Regions from separate parts of the Homo sapiens genome. Here region 1 is linked to region 2. Evidence: chromatin loops called from intact Hi-C (ENCODE). Cell type or tissue: PC-3. All regions are shown on one strand. Each heading gives the region's core, and the rest is flanking DNA. Links, peaks and the distances in the headings are about the cores only. Region 1 overlaps NIBAN1 (niban apoptosis regulator 1). Region 2 overlaps EDEM3 (ER degradation enhancing alpha-mannosidase like protein 3).

The links. Peaks named below come from ENCODE experiments on the same cell type or tissue, not always from the same donor. Only the 100,000 strongest peaks of a DNase experiment are listed, where the experiment ranks them.
Region 1: a loop joins it to region 2, with 6 times the contacts of the local background. A loop is called at or near these places in 16 of 110 quality-filtered maps.

What each region holds. Positions count from the first base shown.
Region 1 is chr1:184,786,811-184,798,370 of GRCh38, forward strand. It overlaps NIBAN1 (niban apoptosis regulator 1), which reads right to left. Exons shown (of 14, transcript NM_052966.4): 13 at 11,269-11,380; 14 at 4,222-9,287. The coding sequence ends at 8,167. Among named protein-coding and RNA genes, the nearest start is that of EDEM3, 38 kb to the left of the region's middle. In PC-3, for the core only: no CTCF peak of the experiment used is centred there; a DNase peak (open chromatin) is centred at 6,021; H3K4me3 peaks cover 606 bases; H3K27ac peaks cover 3,802 bases.
Region 2 is chr1:184,735,083-184,746,642 of GRCh38, forward strand. EDEM3 (ER degradation enhancing alpha-mannosidase like protein 3) reads right to left here. Exons shown (of 20, transcript NM_025191.4): 3 at 2,529-2,629; 4 at 1,943-1,982. Among named protein-coding and RNA genes, the nearest start is that of EDEM3, 14 kb to the right of the region's middle. In PC-3, for the core only: no CTCF peak of the experiment used is centred there; no DNase peak of the experiment used is centred there; H3K27ac peaks cover 2,819 bases.

The sequences.
Region 1 (11,560 bases), core at 3,825-8,824, 50 kb after region 2:
TTGGCCAATAGAACATGGAGGAAGTGACAGTGCCCTAGTTCTGAGCCCAGCTCTCAAAAACCCTTTTACTTCCTCTTTCTCTGTCAATCTCTCTCTCTCTCTCTCTCTCTCTCTCTCTCTCTCTCTGAACCTTGCTTCTACCAAAAGAAGCCTGGACTAGCCTGCTGAAATCTGGGATACCACATGGAGTAGAGCCCAGTTGTCCCAGTTGGGGCAAGACTAGACCAACATACAGCCAGCCAACTCCCAAACATGTTGAGAGAGCAAGCCAGGCACCTGATGCTTGACCTATAGTCGTCTGAGTTTACTGTTTGGAGGTACTGAGTTTTGGAGTGGTTTTGTTTTGTAGCAATTGCAATATGACACGCCTGGTTCCATTAGTTACTAGCTATGTCACCTTCAGGAAGTGGCTTAACTTCTCTGAGGTGCTCTTTATTCATCTGTGCTTAAATGTCTATTACACATTATCTCTTTTAATACTCATAATAATTCTGTGATGTGGGTGCCATTATTCTCGTTCTACAAAGAAACGAATTCTTGTAAAGGTTACGTGATTAGCCCGAGGTAACACAGTGAGTTGACAGCCATACAACTTTCTCATAAAGAATCTCAAAGAAAGTAAACCAAGTTTGTAGGTGATTTAGTGAAGAATTCCAAAATGCAATTTGAAAAGTGAGAGAGGCTCATTTATATTAAGAGTATCTCCCTTAAGTAGAATAATCAAAAATTTTAGTGCAGAAAAGATAACTCAGAAGTCTGAGTGTGGTGAAGGCAAGGGCTGATTGTTTTGTTTGCCACTCTACTCCCAGGGCCTAGCAGTCTGCAGCACATTAGTATATATCAATAAATATTATTTGATATTAAAATATTTATTGATGTCTACTAATGAATCCATGAATGAATCCTGACTGACAAATGGTACATGGAGAACACCATCTATTCTAACAACTGAATACAAAATTTAATGACTCAAAACTTAAGAAAGGGCAGTGACAGACAGATCACACCCCTAAGTCCCTCCGTGTGATAAATGGGCAGAGATAGGGGGATGAAAGAACTAAAGTCTGCCTCCCAACCCCAAGTTCTTAGATGAAAGCTTGGCCTTGACATGGAAATGAGATGGAAATTTCCAACTAGAATATGCTGAGTTGCTTTTGGTTTATTTTTTAAGTTTTTAGAAAGAAAGGGGGACCAGGAAATTATGATACCTGCCCAAGATATTATAAAGGGGTCTGCTACCAATGCAAAGAGATTCGGCAGGGCATATGCAGGATTAGTAATTGCAGAAAGATAAAACTGTTTCATGCCTGTTATCCCATGGAATTAATATTATTCAATAAACCAGTCACACAAATAAAAAAAAAAACTTGAAGCCTCCAATAGATGGAAATAGAAACACCTTCCTTTTTTCCTTCATATGACCTTTCTCAAACCAGTGTGCACAAAAGCTGTTCCCTACATGGTCCAGGCAATAGCACAGAATAAGGAGAGAGCAAGGAGGGGAAAGTTGAAGTCTCACCAGGAGAAGCCACTTCTTAGCTTCAAAATCACCTCAGCGTCCTGTAGGAATTCCTCCATTTTCCCATCCCAACTGTGTCCTGTTACTCCCTCACCCCAATTTGGAATTGCTAACACAAAGGGAGTTCTTGCTACTATACATGTATACTGCTTTGTGTGGAGTCCAGAAGTGGAGAAACACAACAGAATCTGCAGGAGGTCTGGAGCAGCATTCCCAGAGGACCCCGATTCCTGAAAAGAGTGTGTGGGGCTGCCATAAAGGGGTCTTGGTAAAAGTCTCCTTCAGGGTAGGCAGCTGGATTTTGGTTGTTGGTTTATGATAGAGAAGAGATAAAGGAGGCAAGAAATAAAGAGCAGGCTTAAGAAGTTCAACAACTGCCCTGTGTCCATGTGTTTTTTCGGGGGGTGGGGAGCTGGGGGAGGGATAGCATTAGGAGAAATACCTAATGTAAATGACGAGTTGATAGGTGCAGCAAACCAACATGGCACATGTATACCTATGTAACAAACCTGCAAGTTGTGCACATGTACCCTAGAACTTAAAAAAAAAAAAAAAGCTCAACAACCAAACTTGACATTTTTTGAGTAGACTCAGGAGCTGCCCTACATTTGTGCTGCCAGAACCCTTCCTCCGCTTCTTGCAGAACCATCATTTGCTTCTCAATCTTCCCAAATGGACTGAGCTCCCTAAAATGCAGGGACCATATCTGTTTCTCTCTGTTCCCTGCCCATCCACAGGAGAAGAGCTTGCCAGAGGTAGATGCTGTCCATGAACTCTTGGGCATTTGCTTGTGTTTTGCAGACTTGGGTGCAATTCAAGGGTGACCTTCGTAACTTTTTGCATTGATTGCATCATAGAGACCTTAAGAAAATCCAGTGGCAGCCACTGCCCTGAGAACTAGGAAGCGGTTCATAGTATTGATAGGTAGCTTGACTTGGGGGTAACTTGGCTCTGAAGCTCCCTCCCAGAGCTGTGGGTATGCACAAATGATGGTCAGTTTTCATCACTGAAATGGAACTCTCCCAGTAGGCTGAGGGTAAATGAAGTTACCAGCTTCACAGCCACTTATGGCATGCTGAGGAATCATCAGCTATATCTCCATTTGTCTCCTACTTCTGGAATGGATGGATGCTATTCATCTATTCCTTCAACTTTTTTTTTGATACAGAGTCTCGCTCTGTCACACAGGCTGGAGTGCAGCGGCATGATCTTGGCTCACTACAACCTCTGCCTCCCGGGTTCAAGTGATTCTCCTGTCTCAGCCTCCTGAGTAGCTGGATTACAGGGGCATCCCACCACAACTGGCTAATTTTTGTATTTTAGTAGAGACGGGGTTTCGCCATGTTGGTCAGGCTGGTCTCCAACTCCTGACCTCAAGTGATCTGCCCATCTTGGCCTCCCAAAGTGTTGGGATTACAGGTGTGAACCACCGTGTCTGGTCCCTTCAACATGCATTAAACATTTGCTATTGAGCTTTGTATTCCTTTGCTGTGATTACAAAGATTACAGACAGGGTACCTGTCCCAAAGGCACAGGCAAGGTAAATGCTGCAGTAGAGTGAGAGAGGATGACCAGAAGGGGGCAAGAAAATTAGGGTGAGAGTTCATAAAAGTGTTACTGGCTGTGGGGGCAGGGTGGATTTAGCCTGACTTATCCTGACGTTTACAGGAGAAGTGGGAATTGGCCAGATGGAGATGAGAGAGCCAGATGTTTTTAGCAAAAGGAAGAATGTGGCAAAGATTCAGTGGTGTTCAAGCAGGGGTGGCTCCAAGTGTGGCTGAGGAGAGAATAGCTTTAATTGACCCTCCCAAGACTCACGGATCCTGTCCAAGCCACACCCAATAAACATATGACCTCAGAAAAAACTCTGCAAACAGTTTCAAATCAACTCCCTGTCCCTTAATTCTAATCTGAATTTTGGCTCTAAGTGGAAGAAGGTCTGAGGGGGCCACTCTGGAAGTGATTCTTGCATCCTGGAAGTTTGGTATGGAAGGGGGAGAAGGAATGATTAATTTTATGCCACACCAAGTGTCCCCCTCACTGGTGAACTTGATTTCTCCAATGTTTCTTCCTCTCTCGCCTGAAGCTGTTGGTGTGACTAGAGTTAAAGGTGAGATTATAGACAAGATGTAGGCCAGGTGAGGAAGTAAATACTCATTTGGGGTTCTCCCTGGCCAGGTCCACCCTGGGAATTTGCGTTTGCTGATGTCAGGGATCATGTCTACTGTGTTCACTTGTTTCTCCACCACCCACTGGAGTGCCTGCTTATAGGAGGTGACCAGTCATTATTTTTTTGATGAATGAATCCACGGATAAATGAGCAACTGTGGACATGGCAAATAAATACTGTTGTATATATAATTACAGAAAGAATGAATGTTTTGCTCAATGTTACCCATTGAAAATAAATTTAAGTTTGAACAGCAGTTCAATTACATCAAGAATAATTGCCCACTGCTGTATTATGAATGTGATCCAATTCCTGGAGACGTAAGCATATGCATTATCAAAGCATAATTACACCTGACATTAAGTGGTTTCCCTGCAGATTCCTTCGTGACAACAGAAAAGTAAAAGGTCCATGATACAGCAAGAATGACTCGCCTTTTCGTTTCAGAGGGCTGTACCTCACAATTCAAATGTGACATCTGCTTAAAAGATGAAACCAGCCTCCTTCCAAATAAATGACATCTGGTCAGCTCTTCAAGGATGAACATTTTATTGGAATATAGGCACCTGGCAGAGTAAATACATGGTTACAAAGTGTTTTAAGTTTATTTGCTTTATATAGTGACCGGGAAAGTCAATCCACAGTGTCGATTTTTTTTCTTGAAGTTGCAGACTTTAGAAGGCAAACCCTCAAACCCGTCTCTTTATGGTAAAGTGTGAAGGCACATGTTGCCAACTGTTGCACCGACTGATACTATTATTAAGTCAATGATGTCCTTCCCTTCTTCACATCAAAATTGCTATGAATCACATATCACTTAACCTTATTATAATGAACGAAAATCACTTTTGTCTTGGGGAATTGTGAAACCTTTTGAAATCACTAGCTCTGACATAGAAGATTACCAGACTTGAGAATTTTTATAATAAAATATGTAAGGCCAGAAAGCTTTTGGACAAGTTGGAATCTTACCCTGGTAGTCTCCAAAATCTTTTTTTTTTTTTTTTAAAGAAAGTTTACTATGTGTAATGCAAGGCACTTATGTCTCTGCTTAAAGCTACAAGGGAAAAAATGACAAGCCCAGTTTTTTTCAAGGGAAATATTTTTTCTCTGTGAAAGGTCAGTAGTAAAAGAGCTAGTTTAAAGTCATGGAGTTTTTGCCAAAAACCATGTCTCGAGGTTTTATGCATTTCTAATGGCTTTGCCCATAGGAGAGATACCCAGAGTGGCAAACAGAGGCTAAGGAAAAAAATGCTGTTCATTTAGATCAGAATAACCTCGCTCCAATCTGGAAACCACTCAAATGACACATACAAGTCTGTATGAAAAGCAAAACAAACTCATGGTGATATGCAGTTATTCCATTCAACATGTTAAAATGAAGACAGAGTATTTTAAATGCACTCTAGTTTCCTGTTCCATCTTCAAATTAAACAATCATCCTGCTTATTCTAGAAAACTTTTTTTTTTTTTTTGAGACAGGGTCTCATTTTGTTGCCCAAGCTGGAGTGCAGTGGTAAAATCATAGTTCACTGCAGCCTCAACTTCCCTCGCTCAAACAATCCTCCTGCCTCAACCACCCAAGTAGCTAGGACTGCAGGCACACACCATTATTATTTTTTGTAAGGATGAGATCTTGCTATGTTTCCCAGGCTTGTCTAGAACTCCTGGGCTCAAGTGACCCTCTCACCTCAGCCTCCCAAAGTGCTGGGATTATAGGTGTAAGCTACCACATCCAGCCCAAAAACTTGTCTTTAGTGAAATATGTACAGAAAATTCTTTGATTATATTCTGGAGTACATCCTGCCAAATAGTGCCCAGTCCTCCCTGACCTACATGATGGATAAAGTTAGGGCACTGATGTTCATCCATCCAATGCAGTGAAAGGTACTCTCTTTTAGGGTTGAAAAAAATCTCTTAGCTTTCCAGGGGGTGCAAGAAGCCCTGCATTGAGCAAAGAAAGGAAGCTAGGAAGCTCCGGTGTGAGGTCAGCCTGGGCTGGGACTCCACACTACTGTCCCAGGGAGTCGGGCAGCCTTTGTGGGGCTGGGCACTGCCTCTTTGGCTTCCTGCCTTACTGGGCAGTGCATCTGGCCATCTGCCCCTTGGACTTTGGACTTTACTTAAGAGAAAACTCAACAAGGGCAGAAAGCCCAATTCAAAACGTCTTTCTGCCTGACAGCAGGCCCCAAATAGCCCCAGCACAGCAGTGTTCTGGGTGTCCAGTTCCCACATTTCCCGAGCAGCCTGACGCATGCCAGGTCCTATGCACCAGGGATATTAAAGTGACTCAAGGAGGCAGGAAGCCATTATTCAAGGCTGTGGGTTTCTAGCAGGAAGCACAAATGATGACTAAACCCTAGTTTCTGTCTTTTAAGAGAGGAGCCACTTGGAGAGACAAGAAGTAAACCTAATTTCAACACACCATGCTAAATGCCAGGATATGAGTGAGCACTGCAGAAAGCAGAGACTGGGGGAGAAGTGGTCTTTACTTCCTTCACCTGTGGTGGGATCCCTCAAAGACATGAGGATTTAAACACGCCAAGAAAAGTTGCAACAATTAAATATGATATTATACATATACTGAGTATTATTCATGTTTATGACCTAGAAATTCTTCATGGGAGGGCTGAAAAGGGTGATATTTTAATTTCTGGTTAAATGGTTGAACTGTGTGTGAAGCAAATGCTCTAAAGAACTGACATAAATTTACTCGATAGTGATGATCTAAACAAGTTCTCAACAAATATGTTGAGATCTGATGTTAAAATTTGGGGAGGGGCCAGGTAGCTCACGCTGTAATCCCAGCACTTTGGGAAGTCGAGGTGGGTGGATCGCTTGAAATCAGGAGTTTGAGACCAGCCTGGCCAACATGGTGAAAACCCATCTCTACCAAAAATACAAAAATTAGCCGGGAATGGTGCCGCATGGCTGTAATTCCAGCTACTTGGGACGCTGACAGAGGAGAATCTCCTGAACCCAGGAGGCGGAGGTTGCAGTGAGCCGAGATCACACCACTGCACTCCAGCCTTGGCGACAGAGTGAGACTCCATCTCAAAAAAATAGAATAAAATAAAATAAAAAGTCGGGGAGGGAAACCACGATGTAATACTTGGGACTGGAGATTTTAGGAAATGATCTGGTATTTTTCTGAAGGAGAAAAGAACAACTCCTTTTAATCTTTTGGAAGCAAGTCTCTTCCATTTTCAACATTAATGGTTATAGGTCACCATCCGTTAAGAAGATGTGTTTTGTCTATTTCCATTAAAATGTAAGTTCTAGGAGGAAGGAACAAAGTTGTTTTTCGCCATGGTATCCCCAGTGCTTGGTATATAACAGAGACTCAATTAGCTTGCTGAATGACCAAACAAATGATTTCAGCTTTTGATAACATCTTTGGAACTTGAGAGCATACACCTTGGCTTTTGTCTTTATTCATTTATTTATTTATTCATTCATTTTGTGCCCTTCTGGGAATGAACCAGGACTATTTGAATGGAAAGAGAAAAAAAAAAGCTGTCATAGTTTAAAAATTGGCATATGTTCTCTTCCAGATTAAATTCCCTTGGACCTTTTAATTTATGCTAGAACAAGCACTTATCTTTTCTTTTTTTTATTACTAAGCCCAACACAGTGCGTGGCATGCAGTAACTGTTCAAATAATGTTTGTTTAATTGACGGGTTTTAAGCTCGATAACTTAGCTAAGCCCTTTGCACAGTCTAAGCCTAATTTGGAATGCTTTCAGTCTTACCCAGGCCAATAAAATTTTCTTGCCTCATCTGAATTTCCTGCAAATGTGATTAATTAATAAGAATCATCAAGATTAATTAATAAGAAATTGATAGCAGGATGAGTAACAGGCCCAGACAGTCCCACAGATCACACCTTCCACCCTCCATTTCCGCTTAGCTTCTCTTGAATCTATTGGGCATGATTGCCTCTGTGGGGGCTACAGCCAGCACGGGTGACTGTTCATGACCTACCCTCTCTTGCAGTCTGACTGTGGACAAATGCCGAGTCCTTAAGAGATGGTGAAGTAGGCATAGTAGATAGTAAAGGTAGACTTACAGTATACATTTGCATTCTCAAACAAAATTAAAAAGCCTTAAAGTGCACAAGAAGATTGCACAATTGAAAAGTGCAGAGTATACTCAAAACTGTCATCCTACTGTTTTCTCAGTCTTCCCTGCAATACTATTCCCTCCTCAGACATCCTCAGCTCCCTCTCACCCCAAGTATGCCATTGTCTTTGTAATTCTTATTAAAATACTAAAGCAAAAATTCATCGTAGAACAATTCATGTCCACAAAGGTTTGCCTCAGTTGCTCATGCCCTGTATGCATTTCCTCTGGTTTTATTATTCAAATTAAGAAAATACTTAAAAATTTTTTGGTAACAGCTTGCATGCAACCCCTAAGTGTACCCCTATAACCCTTTGGCTTTTTTCAGAGAAAGACTTCAGCCAAATTGTCCCTTTCACTCCTCTGAGGGCAGCTCTGGGAAACTCTCCTGACCACCTTCTCCCTCCTTCACGTCATCTTTGTGTGACAGCAGGACATCCGGGTTTGGAGCATCCTCCACCACCCACTGACACTCATGAATACGGGCTACCTTGATCTCCTCTGCATTCACACTGGCCGTGGCCTGGGCCGCGCTGCTTTGCCCTCCCATCTCTTCTTGTTCCTCAGAAACCTGGCTCTCACTGAGGCAGATGGGGTCAGAACCTAAGGTGCAGCCCTCTTGCTGTGAGGCATCCCCTTCCTCGGTACACTTGCCCCCTCTTCCTTCATGGGCAGTGAGTGTGCAGGCCTCTCCTGGGAGCTCCCCCTCCATGGGCCCCAGGGGCTCCTCGGTGAGCCCTCCACTGGCTGGCGGAGAGGCTGGGCTGCCTACCTCTGGAAATCCCCCCAACTCCTCCCCATGGGCCTCGGGACAGGGAGGTTGGGCCTCCCTCTCGCTGACTTCACTTTCTTCACAGTTGTCGGGGTGGATGGCAGCTGCCTGACTGGGCTCTTTTTCCTCTTCTTCTTCATTTTCTTGGGGAACGTGGCTCTCCCCATTCGTATCTTCTTCCATCACTGGAGCAGAGTCCACTGGTACTTCCACGGACGCTGTCAGCAACTTTCTGAGCGCCTTCAAAGAACCCGAGGCAGTGATGGGTTCTGGCTCTTCCTGGGCGGGTTCTTCATCCTCAAGGGTCCCTCCAAACTCCAGCTCTGATGAGCATGTGCCCGGGAGTCCTGCTGTGTCCTCTGTTGCCACAGGATTCACCACGGGGTCATCCACTCTTGAAATAATCACCTGCTCAGTCCCATCTGGGGGTGGGCTTGGCCCAGGGAGAGAAAGGCTTTCTCCTTTGGCCAACGAGCTAGGGACCTCAGGCTGCTTCTCTTCCTCTGACTCCTGGAATACTTCGTTACTGAGGGTCTCACTACCCAGAACTCCTGGCAGAATGGCAGAAGCTCTCCTGGCAGGGCTGGCCTGGTTTGACCCTGTGGGGGGCTTTAGATCTGTTAAGCTGGACACACTTTCACTGGGCAAGGCCATGTTATCTTCAAATAAGTTGTGTTTCTTCAAGATAGCAGCTTCCTTTATCACTGAGAGATATCAGAAAACAAAACATGATTTTCTGATTTTATTGAGAAGCCAAAGTCCCCTTTCAGCCTCTCTGGCTATCCAAATTTCTCCATTTCAAGACCCAGCTTACATCCAGGGAGCCTTCCCTGATGACCAAAGTCTATAAACTCTTTCCAAACTCTGAGCCTCTGTAGCATTCATTCATTCATTTATTCAAACAGCAAACATTTGCAGGACATTTAACATGGGACAGGCCCTGGGAATCCAGAGATGAATAAACTATAGCCTTTGTTTTCAAGACACTCAGGGTCTGCAGTAGTGTCACCTGTATCCCTCAGGGAGGCCCCAGCACATTTTATTAGCTGCTAAGATGGGTGGCTCCAGTTTGTCCACCTGGACTGAAATCCTCTAGGGCAGGGCCAGGCCTTACACTTATCTGCTTTACCTTGCAGTACAGTCCTGAATGTGTAATAGGTACTCGGTACTGCACATGCAGAGGAGAGGGCCAAAATGAAGATCCATGTGCATCTAGCTCAGTTTCAAAGGCCTCCAGAGGGGCAAATCCAATAACAACAACAACAACAGCAGGTGACATTTTTGACCACAGGCCTCCTACTTATGGCTGTGCAGGGGCTGTAGTGCCCAAAAATATCACATCTCAGGGGTGCCATTCATATCAAAGACAGAACAGATTTGTGTATTCGGCATAACTTTTCAGCATCTAGCTGCAGAGTTTCCTTCTCTAACAAAATCAATATATTGTGACAATTTTCTAACAGACAGCAATAAAGTGTCTGGAGGAAAGGAGTCTTTTTCTAAATCACCCAAAAGTGCCCATGGTGGGCTGGCAGTGGCCTTGACCGAGCCCTTCCTTTGTGTAGACACTGTGCTGACATCTTCATATTGCTGGTCTCACTGGATTCCCTAGAATTAGCTACTAGGACCTTGGGCTTGTCCTTGGCCAGTTTTCATTGAGGAAGGTCTTTTGTGATACTCAAGACCTTCCAAAAGGAGACCAGATATGTTTCAGGTCCACAGTTTGATGGTGGCCTTCTCCAGCTTTTTTTTTTTTTTTTTTTTGAGACCGAGTCTCACTCTGTCACCCAGGCTGGAGTGCAATGGCACAATCTTGGCTCACTGGAACCTCTGCCTCCTGGATTCAAGCGATTCTCCTACCTCACCTTCTGGAGTAGCTGGGATTACAGGTGTACACCACCATGCCCAGCTAATTTTTTAATATTTTTAGTAGAGATGGAGTTTCACCATGTTGGCCAGGCTGGTCTTGAACTCCTGACCTCAAGTGATCTGCCCATCTTGGTCTCCCAAAGTGCTGGGATTACAGGTGTGACCCACTGTGCCCAGCCCTCTCCAGCATATTTTAAACAAAGTTTTCCTATCCACAATCCAATCCCAGGCAAGGCATGATTCCTGAGGATACTGGATGCCGGAGTCCCACCGAGACTTGCGTGGCACTGCATCATCACCCTGCACCTTTTTCTGTCTGGCTGAGTGGAGTCTGGGAATGTGTTGAGAGAGCCATTAATAAGCCTTGCTGCTGGAATTGCCTCTTCTCAGCTTTGGTGGGTGGGGGGCAGGGGCAGTTACAAGCCTGTGCCTAAGAAAAGCCCTTTTCCCTTTGTTCTGTCTGGAATAGCAAGAGGAAGACAGCTCTTCATGAGAGACCCGAGATTTAATCTCACTAAGCCTCAACTTTCTCATCTGTAAAATGAAACTTAAAATTCCCATCTCACAGCATTCATATTTGTGTATTAAAAAGGGAAAATAACATCTAAAGTGCCAGCTTTGTGTGTGCTTAATCATAACACTCAATCAAGGTTAGTATCCTTCCTTCTTTCCTTCCCTCTCCTCACTGTCTGTCTCCCTCCCTCACCAATGTCCATTTCCTCTTCTCTTTTCCTCCCTGACTGGCCTTACAGAGTCCTATTTCAGGGATGCTCCCCTCTATGGAGTGTCCCTGCAGCACCAGGTAACCTTTCTTACCTTTCAGAGTTTCATCAAGCAGGATCTGATGTAAAATCTCCTCATAGACATTTTCAACGTGAATCATATTGGTATGATCTGCAAAGATGAACTGCTCGTATTTCTGAAGCTCCTGGAGAGCAAGAGATTAGAAGATAAAGATGAAAAGGCATGAGATGCCTGTTCTTAGAGGAGATACAGAAAGGACGATTCCCACTCATGATTCTCTTCTTGGAGGGCATAAGAGAAGGACCATGTTGGCCCAGGGGCAAATTACTCAATTCAATAATATTTTATTGGGTTCCCTTCAATT
Region 2 (11,560 bases), core at 5,422-10,421:
GCTAGCTTCACTCCATGGATGCCCTGTTCACTAAGGAGGCTATACAATGTTGTGGTCATACAATGTTGTGGTCATGCCCTGATTTGAATTCTGGTTGTTTCACTCACTACCCTTGTGATCTCAGACAACTTACTTCCATTTCTGAGCTTGTTCCTTCATCTATAAAAAGAGGAAATACCTACTCTTATAGGGTTGTTTTCTTAAATAAGATAATGTATGTAAAATGATTTTAGTAGAGTGTCTGACTTAAGTGCTTAAAATAATTACAACTATTAACCATGCAGATCTAGAATCCTGACTAAACTAAGAATTTTGTAGATTCTTGCAATGAGCAGCAAAAGTAGTCCCTGTCATCACACAGGCTGCTATGATTTTTCAGTCTAAATTAAGGCCGCCCATGAGATGTTACCTAGAGCCTAAGTACATTAAAAGTAGTTTTCCTTTACTTAACTGTTTAATCTCTCCTTGTTTGATAATAATTTGTTGTGCTTTTTCACTTGATTTGATACGTAAAAATTCTAATTTATAAAACATTCCATAAGAGTATCTCCCTAAATTCAGTAAAAGTAAAATTTAGGGTAAGTCCTGACTAAAACATAACATGAAACCTGATTTTAAACTGACAGCTCTCCCTTCTCAATCTCAAAGTCCACATCAAGTGGGCAGTAATAAATGCAGGCACATACAGTGCATCTATCACTTTTGGAATGAGACATAACTGTTCCACTATCCCCACCCTCCATACACATATACATTTTAGTATCACTTTGTTAATCTAATTCTTCTCCCTGGGTTTATCTCCTGGGAATTTTTGCCTCTTGAACTCTTCTAGCTTGTAATCAGACTCTTCCATATGTTTTCTTTAAGGCCAATAAACCAAAAACAAGGCACACAGTATTTTCTCTTTCTCATAGTTACTGTAATATAGTTTGCATATTCCATTAATCTCCAAAAAATGAAGCTGTGACTTTCAAACCCTGACTAGCTAAAAAGATCTAACAATCGTGATTTTTCTCAACCATAACATCTTTTTGAACCAAAGAGCTTTGGAAGGGATGCCCAGTCCCACTCCACAACAACTGAATCAGAATAACTTAGGAGGACCTATTTTTTTTAAATCACAAGTGAACCTCTTAAGCTGCTTTTAGAGTTGAGAATTTTCGTTCTTAAAAAAAAAATACTCCAGTGAAAGAAGAATGCAGAAACAACATTGAGAAGCCCAGTTCCAAAAAATTTCTGATACCCCAAAGGTTTTTTGTTTTGTTTTTTAAATATTAATCACCACTTGGGATATTAACTGGAAGTTGAGAATTATGCCTTAAGGAAAATTCTCACAAAAGCCTACTTTTATACCATAATGATCTAAGAGTAAAAAACTAAAAAGATACTGTATTTAGAAATCATGACATCTGTAACTCAATCTTTCCCCTCTGTCATCACAAACAGTCCTGAACCAGAAATAAATTTCTGTACTATATGAGGTTGAAAAGGAGTACCAAGAAGTGATCACCTGATGCTAAAAATCACTGCTGGGAAAAATTAATTTTTTGCTTATGAACACAGCAATATAAAGATTCTAATTTAACAATTTTGATATCATTTTGGCATGTCATTATGGAACAACATCAATGATATTTTCTAAAGTTACTTTTTTCCAATAGCTTCAACCTCCTTGTCCAAAGGGGGGAAAAAAGGACCTTCCTAATTAAGGTGCCATTACATAAGCTGACATCCCCATAAATTATTTGGGTATCTCTGTTATATTACATAATTCCATTTGACATCATCAACTCAACAGTGTAAAAGATTTATTTAGAAGCAAAGATCAGAACATCTTTAATTCTGAAGGCTTCTATTTCATACTTACTGTGTTATGATCATATTCATAATACTTAAGTGTGCATATCATGAATAAAATAAATCCAAGAAGAGTCAAACCTACCACAAGAGTGTCCAAAGAATCAATCAGTGTCAGAGAAAATCTAAGAAACAAGCGTTAACAAGATATAAAACATTAGAATCCTAAATAGTTTATGAATGTACAAGTAGACTTATCTACATTCTATTGACTGGTAGTTTCTATAAATTAGTACTTCCATGTATCTATAGTACAATGAAACCTATAAGGCTCTGAAAGAAACTGAAAAGCCTTTACATTTATGTTCAATGAATCTACGTATCTTCAAGAGTCATAGAAACATTCACTAGCTCTGAAAACAAATGAAAATATTAAAACATCAACAGTCCAATGTGCTAATGACTTTATAAATATTTTAAAAGTTACATAAAAGTTACATATATTTTAAGTTATATGCAGCTTAACAACTAACTTTTCTCTGATCCAAGATGTAAACTGATTAATCTTTTATAAATGATAACAGAAGGGAATAAAGGAGCATAATGTAATACATAAAACAGTCTTTAAAATTTAGCCAATCCCTAGAAATATTATTATATGTAAACTGTCTGTAAAAGTCTAAGACTTGGGAACTCTGAGATGCCATGCCATGCCCTGTGTTAATACTCACTTTCCCAAGGCATCATCAACGTCACCGCGACTTGGCTCTTGGCCTCTAACTCGACCTCTACAGGTTAAAGGCATGAGTTCATCAGCAGGGTAAGCATGTTCCTGCAAGGAAAACTTTAGTAAGTTACTAAGGAAAATAAGCGAAAGCACACATCATTTTGAGAACATAACTTTTTCACAGTTAAAAAATAAAATAATAGTCAAAAGTTGTACTAAATTTACACCCTGTGGAATCTTTTCAAAAATCTTTAATTACAAATGTAATACATGCTTGGAAAAAAGTCAAACAATACCAAAAAATTTCTTTAAAAAACTGATAATCTGCTTCCCCTCCCCTCCCCAATCTCACTTCCTAGAGCTAACTACTGATAAGACTGGCATTTATCCTTCCAGATTTATCCCACATACATTCAAATACATACACATATATTATTCTAAAATTTTATTTATGAACAGGTGTTCATGCCATATGCACATATTGCTCTAACATTTGTCACTTAAATAATGGAGTTTTCTTCCCACGTTTTTAGAATGTTACAGATGTACTCTATTCTAATAACTACAAACTGATAACATTAGCTAATATTTAATGAGTACTTATATTCTAAGTGATATTCTATCTATATATTTTAGTTAATTGTCACAATGCTCTGAAGTAGATTCAATTATCTCTAATTCATGGATGAAAAAACTGAGGCCCAGAGAAGTTAAGTAAGCCTAGATCACACATCTAGTAAATGATCCAGAATTCAAAGCCAGGTACCCTGACTCCAGAGTCTATCCCCTTAGCAGTACCCATTCCTCAAAGTATCCCTTTACTGATGAACATGGAGGTTGATTTCAATTTTTTTCTATACAAACAATGAAGCAATAAACACCTATGTGCATGTATCTTTTGAACATATGCCAGTATTTCTATGTATCAGATACCTAAAAATAGACCCATTAGGGTCAAAGGTATGTGTAACTAATTTTTGGTAAATGCTACAAATTGAGGACACCAATCTACACTCAATTACATTCTCACTAACATAGGAAATGATCAATAGTTCACATTTTGCCAAACTCCTAGGTAAAAGATGGTATCTAAAGATTCATTACTAATAAGGATAAACATCTTTTTGTATTATCCATTGTTATTTCTTTTTTGAAATGTCTGTTGATCTTTTGCCCATCTTTCCATTGGTTGCTTTTTTTGGCCACAAGAGACTCTCATACATTATGTTTGTCACACACAGTAAACATTTTTCTCTTTTGTTTGGCTTTTAACTTTATCTTGCTTTCACCTTATGGTTTCTGGCTTTCAAGCATGCTTAAAAGGATACCCTGAACCTCTGAAAATAGCACTGTTATACTTTTTTTATATTTAGATATTTACTCCATCTGGAATCTATTTTCATTTATAATATGAAATAGGAATGTAACTGCATTTGCTCCCCAAAAATAGATAATTTTCTAAATACTACTTTTAAAACAATCCATCCTTTCCCCAATGGCTTGAAATATTGGGTTCATTAGTTCTAAACTTTTTGCGAACACATTTCTGTAGTATTTATTCATTCTACAGATCTATTTGCCTATTCCTACTCCAAAACCATTATTTTAATTATTTTATCATTAAAATTATTTTAATTTTAATAAAATAATTAAATTTAAATTAATTTTAATTAAATTCATTTTAATTATTAAAATAACTATTTTATCATTAAAATAATTAAGATTAAAAGTAATAATTTAAATCATTAATTATAAAAATTAAATTAAATTTTAATTATTTTATCATTAAAATCAATAAACCATTATTTTATTATATAAAAATTATTTTATTAAGTTTACCCTTCTGGAGAACTTTGATATTTCCTTAAATTTTACTGAAATTTTAATTGGAAGAACTGAATTTGGGGAGAATTGATATCTTTAGCAACTGAGCCTTCCCTTCTCAGAATACAGTAGGTCACTGTATTAATTCAGATCTTCTTTTATGAATTCAGTTTCATCCTATAGGTTGCACATATTTCTTAATATTTATTAATAGGTACTTTATAGTTTGGATTACTGGGATTTTTGTTATTTTAATAATGACCATGACAGATCATTTCTGGTGTAGATGGTAATGAAGTACATGGAGGAATCTTCCTTCCCTACCCACTACAAACACAATGAAATGCTAAATAAATGTTATAAATTATTTTTTAACACATAGTTGAGCTTGAGAGTAAGAAATTTTCAAGTACCAAAATTAAACGGTGGAGTATAGAAGATAAAGCTGCACTGACCACAACATGGGTATTAGGAATAAAGACAGATTTTAGCGGGAGTTATGTTAATGCCCAAAGGACATAGGAGTTGATGCTGGTGGCCCTGCATACATGGCCACGAGCCAGGGCTAGGCTCTTTAAGTTGGGTGGTTGCTTTTGTGAAACTGGACTAGAACATTTCTACCTACTTGCCACGGGTCTTAACAGAAAAGAATAAAAACCATAAAGACCTGCTGATCTTTATATTTCCTTCACCAAGAGACAGTTTCTGAAACATTCCTCTAAAATTAATAAAATATAATTATGAGAAATATTTTGAGGTTAGAATCGTGTTAAGTACATGTTTCAACTTTAGGTAATACTAACTCCCTGCACCAAGAATAATAGGATTAACATACTCATAATTCTCCCCCTCAATATAGGATTTTTGTCAGTTATGTTATTAGAGGGAGTCTCACTTTGTACGGTCTCACTATACACAAGTTTCAATTACTACAAATTTGTTACACACCCAACAACATGGTTCAAATTTCAGTTATCATGATATATTAACTGTAATTACGTAAAACACAAACTTTGATGCTAGCTCTTTAGTCCACAAATCACTATGTAAATAACATGCTCATCATGATCAGTGATCAATCACATTACTTCTTTCAAAGTCTGTCAAGTGAATGATCACTCTGTTTACTCAGTTCACACAGAGGTGAGTGTATGTTGCCTCCTAGTCGCCCCGTGATAATCCTATGTAATAGTTTACAAAAATGAACAAAGGAGAATTAGCCAACAAACATGAGAGTCTGGCAAAGAAATAAAAGGTGACAACACGAAGTGAAATTTGAATTGAACATAAATGAGGTTATCAACAAATTTTAGCTGACCATGGGAATGTCGACACTTTCTCCATTCAAGAGACTACAGATAAGCAGCCACAGAAACTTAATAAAGGCCAAGTTATTGACACACATTAAGAAAGTGGTTGTGACATAAAGGTTGAAGATGTCACAGAAAAAGCTATGCCCACAAAAAAACTTCCCATTAAAGAAATCCTCAGATATTTCATGACACTGAAAGAGCAAAGGACAAAATATTTGAAGCTGATCCAAATTTAGAAAGGAGTATGCCAATTCACCAAGTATAGAAAAGATGCCTCCTCTGTAACTGAAGTTATACAATGAGAAGGCAGCAAAGAAAGCACTGTTTAAACTACTCTTAATGAGTCTTTTGTTTAAAAAATAATAATAATAAGGCCAGGTGTGGTGGCTCATGCCTGTAATCCCAGCACTTTGGGAGGCCAAGGTGGGTGAGTCACCTGAAGTCAGGAGTTCGAGACTAGCCTGGCCAACATGGTGAAACCCCATCTCTACTAAAAATACAAAAAATTAGCTGGGTGTGGTGGCAGGCATCTGTAATCCCAGCTACTCGGGAGGCTGAGGCAGGAGAATTGCTTGAACCTGGGAGGCAGAGGCTGCACTGCGCCGAGATCTCGCCATTGCACTCCAGCCTGGGCAACAAGAGTGAGACTCCGTCTCAAAAAAAAATAAAAATAAAAAATAAAAAATAAAATGAAATGACCTTAAATTTCAATGTTTCTAATATTTTTAATTACCATATAGTAAATAATAGTTTTGCTATTTTTTTCATTTTTCTTATATTTATAACCATCAGAAAGAAAAGTTTTGATGCTTTGACAAAGACTTTGAAGGTTTATAACATCTACATTCTGGTCTGGAACCATAATTCCCCAAGTTGCTAGTGTTAGAACCCAAGTGGAATTGATGCACAGCATTTTTCTAAGGCTTCTCCAATTTCTTAGTTTTTACTTTGTTCATCTCTTGATTGCCTGATATACTCAGGTATTTTATTGCTTATTTGTTTTAAAATAAGAGTATAACGGGTATTGTAGTTCTCTGATATTCCTGGGTTAGGCTGTCTTTTGCCTTATTGGAAGAAAAATTTGAATGGTTATAAAATGGCTGGAACAGTTTTTTTTCCTTCAGAAGTTTGAAGATACAGTTCTATACTCTTCTTGCATTTGCTGGGTGTTGCTATGGCAAAGTTTCTAAGACTAGAGTGGTCTTTTGTATCTTGTATATGACTTGTTTTTATTATGTGAATGTCCATATGATTCTTAGTTCTTGAAATTCAGCAAAAAAACTCCCAATTCCATGTCCAACTCTCTCCTACTGCCTCTCAGTCAACTTATTTAGATTCCAAACTCATAGCAAATTAGCAGCAGAAATACAGACTAGTGGCCAGGAACACTAAACACATAGGAAAGGGAAGGAAAAAATACACACAGAAAGGGGGGGAAATAACTTTCAAAGCAGGTTAAAGAATACTTTGCATTGAAGATGGCAACCTTTCAGACATTTAGAAAATTGCGTGCTCTGTAATGATCCATTCCTGGGTAGAGGATTCTAGGCAACACATGTTTTGATAGCATCAGAATCCACATACAGCTACTAAATTCTGAGTTCAATACCATGTAATTTTAATATTATATATAATATTTCAGCATAAATTCCTAATTACTTTTTTTGAAACGGAGTCTCACTCTTTCACCCAGGCTGGAGTGTGGTGGTGCAATCTCAGCTCACTGCAACCTCTGCCTCCCAGGTTCAACAATTCTCCTGCCTCAGCCTCAAGAATAGTTGGGATTACAGGTGTGCGCCACCATACTTGGCTAATTTTGTCTTTTTGAAGAGACGGGGTTTCACCAAGTTGGCCAGGCTGGTTTTGAACTCCTGACCTCAGGTGATCCACCTGCCTCGGCCTCCCAAAGTGTTGGGATTACAGGCGTGAGCCACCATGCCCAGCCCCTAATTACTTTTACACGTATCTTTTCATGTGTCAAATTCCTGACTACTCTTTTATGTGTCAATTCCAACAGAACTGATTTCCCAGAATGTACATTTTTATTGCTTTATAGTTTTATATTTAACACATATAAACAACACTTAGAAGAAATACAAAAATTTTTTAAAATTCCTAATGTATTTTGAAAGAATCTTTGTAAAACATCATTCAAATGTTAATTAGGTTGTAAACAGTTCCTTACTATTTTAAACACTGCATAGAAAACTTCATACTGCTGTTTTTTAGGGTTTTCTAACACACAGACACACACATACCTCTGTCTGAAATTAATATAAATTCAAACTCTAAATTAAATATGCCATTCAAATCCTGAAATTAATCTAGATAATAAAAATATTAATAGCAATTGCAACCCAGAATAATCAAATAAGGGAGTTTCAAACCAGGTGTAAAAATACTTTGTCTCTTTGTTTCAAGATTAAGAATAAAAATACAACCACACCTTTTTCTTTGGGTTAACCACAAAGCAAACTACAGACAGTTTGCACAAATTCAGAGCAATGCATACGTGGCAAATTAACAGCCTTATCAAGCTTCAAACATCCTGGCTTTTTGAGGCACAGTAATACCTCCTCTCTCTTCACAGTTTATTGTTGAGGGATACGTAATTCATATTGATATGACTCAGAGCCATGAGAAACATTTAATAATTATCACTCAGAAATAAAACTCAGATGATGAGAGTCCTATATAAATTAAGTAGAACATGTGCCTAGCTGAAAGAGCAAAAATAAAATAAAATAAAATAAAATAAATCATAATAGACCCTCCATATCAGACTCTAAATTTACTAGGGCTTTGAGGTAACAGACTTCTGCTCTAAACCACTCAAGTCAAAGCAGCATCAAAAACTGACTCTTTGCTCCTAGATCTGGTAACTTCAGCAATTTTAAAAAAGAACAACAAAGCTGAAAGACTTAAACTGCCTGAGTTCAGGACCCACTATTAAACTACAATAATCAGGACAATGTGATATTTGTATAAGGGTAGATAGATCAACAAAACAAAATACAGAGTCTAGAAACACACCCATGTATACATGATAAACCAATTTTTTTACACATATTTCAAAATAATTCAGTAGGGAAAGGATATTATTTTCAACAAATGGTGCTGGAATAACTAGACAGCCACATTAAAAAAATATATAAATCCACCTTTACCTCACATCATATACAAAAATTAACTCAAAATCAGTTATAGATCTAATGAACAAGCTAAAATTATAGAACATCTAGGAAAAAAAAACAAGAAAAAATTTGTGACATTGGGCTAGGCAAATATTTTTTAGGTAGGCTATAAAAGGCATGAATCATAAGAGAAAAATAATAAACTGGATTGATCATAATTTAAAGTATTTGTGCTTCAAAAGTTCCTGTTAAGAAAATTAGAATGTAAAGCACAGACTGGGAGAAAATATATCCAAAGCATATATTTGATAAGGGACTAATATCCAGAACATATTAACTTTTATAACTCAGTAATAACAGAACAAATGACAAATATATATATATATATATATATATATATATATATATATATATATGAATAGCAAATAAGCATATGGGAAAATTTTCAATGTCATTAATCATCAGGAAAAATCAAATTAAAATCACAATGAACTACCACTATACACCCAACAGAATGGCTGAAATTAGTAAGACTGGAAATACCAAGTGGAAGGACACAGAATAATTAAAACTCATACACTGCTGGTGGGAAATGCAAAATATTATAGCCATTTTAGAAAAGATTGGCATTTCTTATTAAGTTAAACTTACACTTGCCATATGACCTAGTAATCCTATTCCTAGGTGGGAAATATATGAAAATGTATGCCCAAATAAAAACTTGCACTCACAGGTTGACAGCAGCTTTATTAATACAATAATAGCCAAAGACCAAAAATAAGTCAAATACTCATTAAATGGTGAATGGACAAAGAAATTATGTTCAATCAAATCAACTAATACTACTGAGTAATAAATAAGAATTACAATATATCTCCAATATTGTGTTCTAGCAAATCAACTAACACTACTGAGCAATAAATAGGAATTACAATATATCTCCAACAACATGGATAAATCTCAAAAGCATCATGCTAAATGAAAGAAAGTAAATCAAAAGACTATGTACTGTATGATGCCATATATATGAAATCCTAGGAAAGAGAAAGGTGTAGTGACAAAACACAAATCAAGGTTGCTAGGCGTCAGAGGTGGGGAGAAGGAATTTACTGCAAATAACTATGAGTTAAATTTTTGGGGTGATGAAAATGTTCTGTATCATGACTGTGATGGTGGTTAAACAACTGTATACAATTGTCAAAAAAGAATTGTGCACTCAATTTGAAATTTTATTGTCTGTAAATTATATCTAAAAAAGATGAATTAGCTGAACGATCTGGTTCTACTGAATTAAAATTCTATGTAGAGTATCAGAGTGTGATTACAAAATGTTTTGAGAGGATACTATAGAATTTCTTGTGTAATTTTGGTAGGGTTTTAGGATGTTCTGAAAGCAAAGGCCAAGGAACAATGACTCATAGATGATAGTCCCACAACAGTCTACACAAAAAAAGGTAAATATAAATTTATATCTCCCTTACTCCCATTAGTACCATGCCTAAAATACTTTGTTTACAGAATTACTGTTTCTGATGAATGAACCATTAAAGAGAAACACCGAGTACAGAGTTTCAGATTGGGAAGATGAAAAAATTTCTAGAGATGAATGCACAACAATATGAATGTACTTAATGCCACAAAACTGTAAACTTAAATGGTTAAAATGGTAAATTTCATATTATGTATATTTTACAACAATAAAAATTTTTTTTAAACATTGGGGGGTAGGGGAGAGGCACTCCAAAAAAATGTACATAAATCTAGAAATGCACAGGAAGTTCATTTTGAAAGAGTTCCTTTGGTTTGATTAATAAAGACTATTCTACTGTTGCTTTCACAAAATCAAGCTTAATAGTGGTTATTAGGTACGATTCTACTAAAGGAAATTGTGCTTACCAACTCTATCCAAGCTTATTTTTAATGTTTAGGGCTCTTACCAGAATATAGTTTTTGCTTGTAACAGTTTGAGTTGTCTAACACAGACAGGAAAAACACTGGGAGCTCCAAAAAGGTTCTACATTTGGATGGCCCAAATACATGTCATTTTGTCATCTAAATTAATCTGCAAACTAAACTGAACACAAATACTCAAAACATGCTAACAGAAGCCCTAAAGTGACTGTGGCCTGGGGTTAAATAAGGTCACACAAGAACTGCTAAGATAAACATCAAATTCATGTCATTTGGTAAACGAGAAAGCCATCTGTGCAATTCACTGTGGGTAAACTGCAGACTGACTGGGGCTAGACATTTGTCAAACATAGTCGTTATTAATAGTCATGCCAATAAGTGTTAAAAACCCAAAAATCCCTAGATTTAAGTCCAGAGATGGCAGAGTTGTAGTAATCTACCTAAAGCTGGCAGGACATTTCTATTAAGAAATAGCATTAATAGAACCTTCTATTACATTAATAGAAAGTAAGTTCAAAGGGCACATGCCAAGAACAGGAAAGAATGTATGCGCTTTAAGCAAGTTCTATGTACTATCTGGAGAACAAGTTCTGAGTTACAGGCTAAGTGGATTTTAGGAGGGCAATTTCAATTTAGGCAGGAAATAAATAATAATGATAGTAGTAGTCGTTATCAGTAGCAGCAGTAAATTCTTACATCATGCTTCCTATTTGCCAGATATTAGTTCTAAGCACTTTCATTATATTAACTTGCTTAATCCTTCTAACAACATTGTGAGGCTGGCAAACCATTGTCTTCATTTTGCAGAGATGAAGAAACAGGCTCAGGAAGACTAGGTAACTTTCCCATTGTAA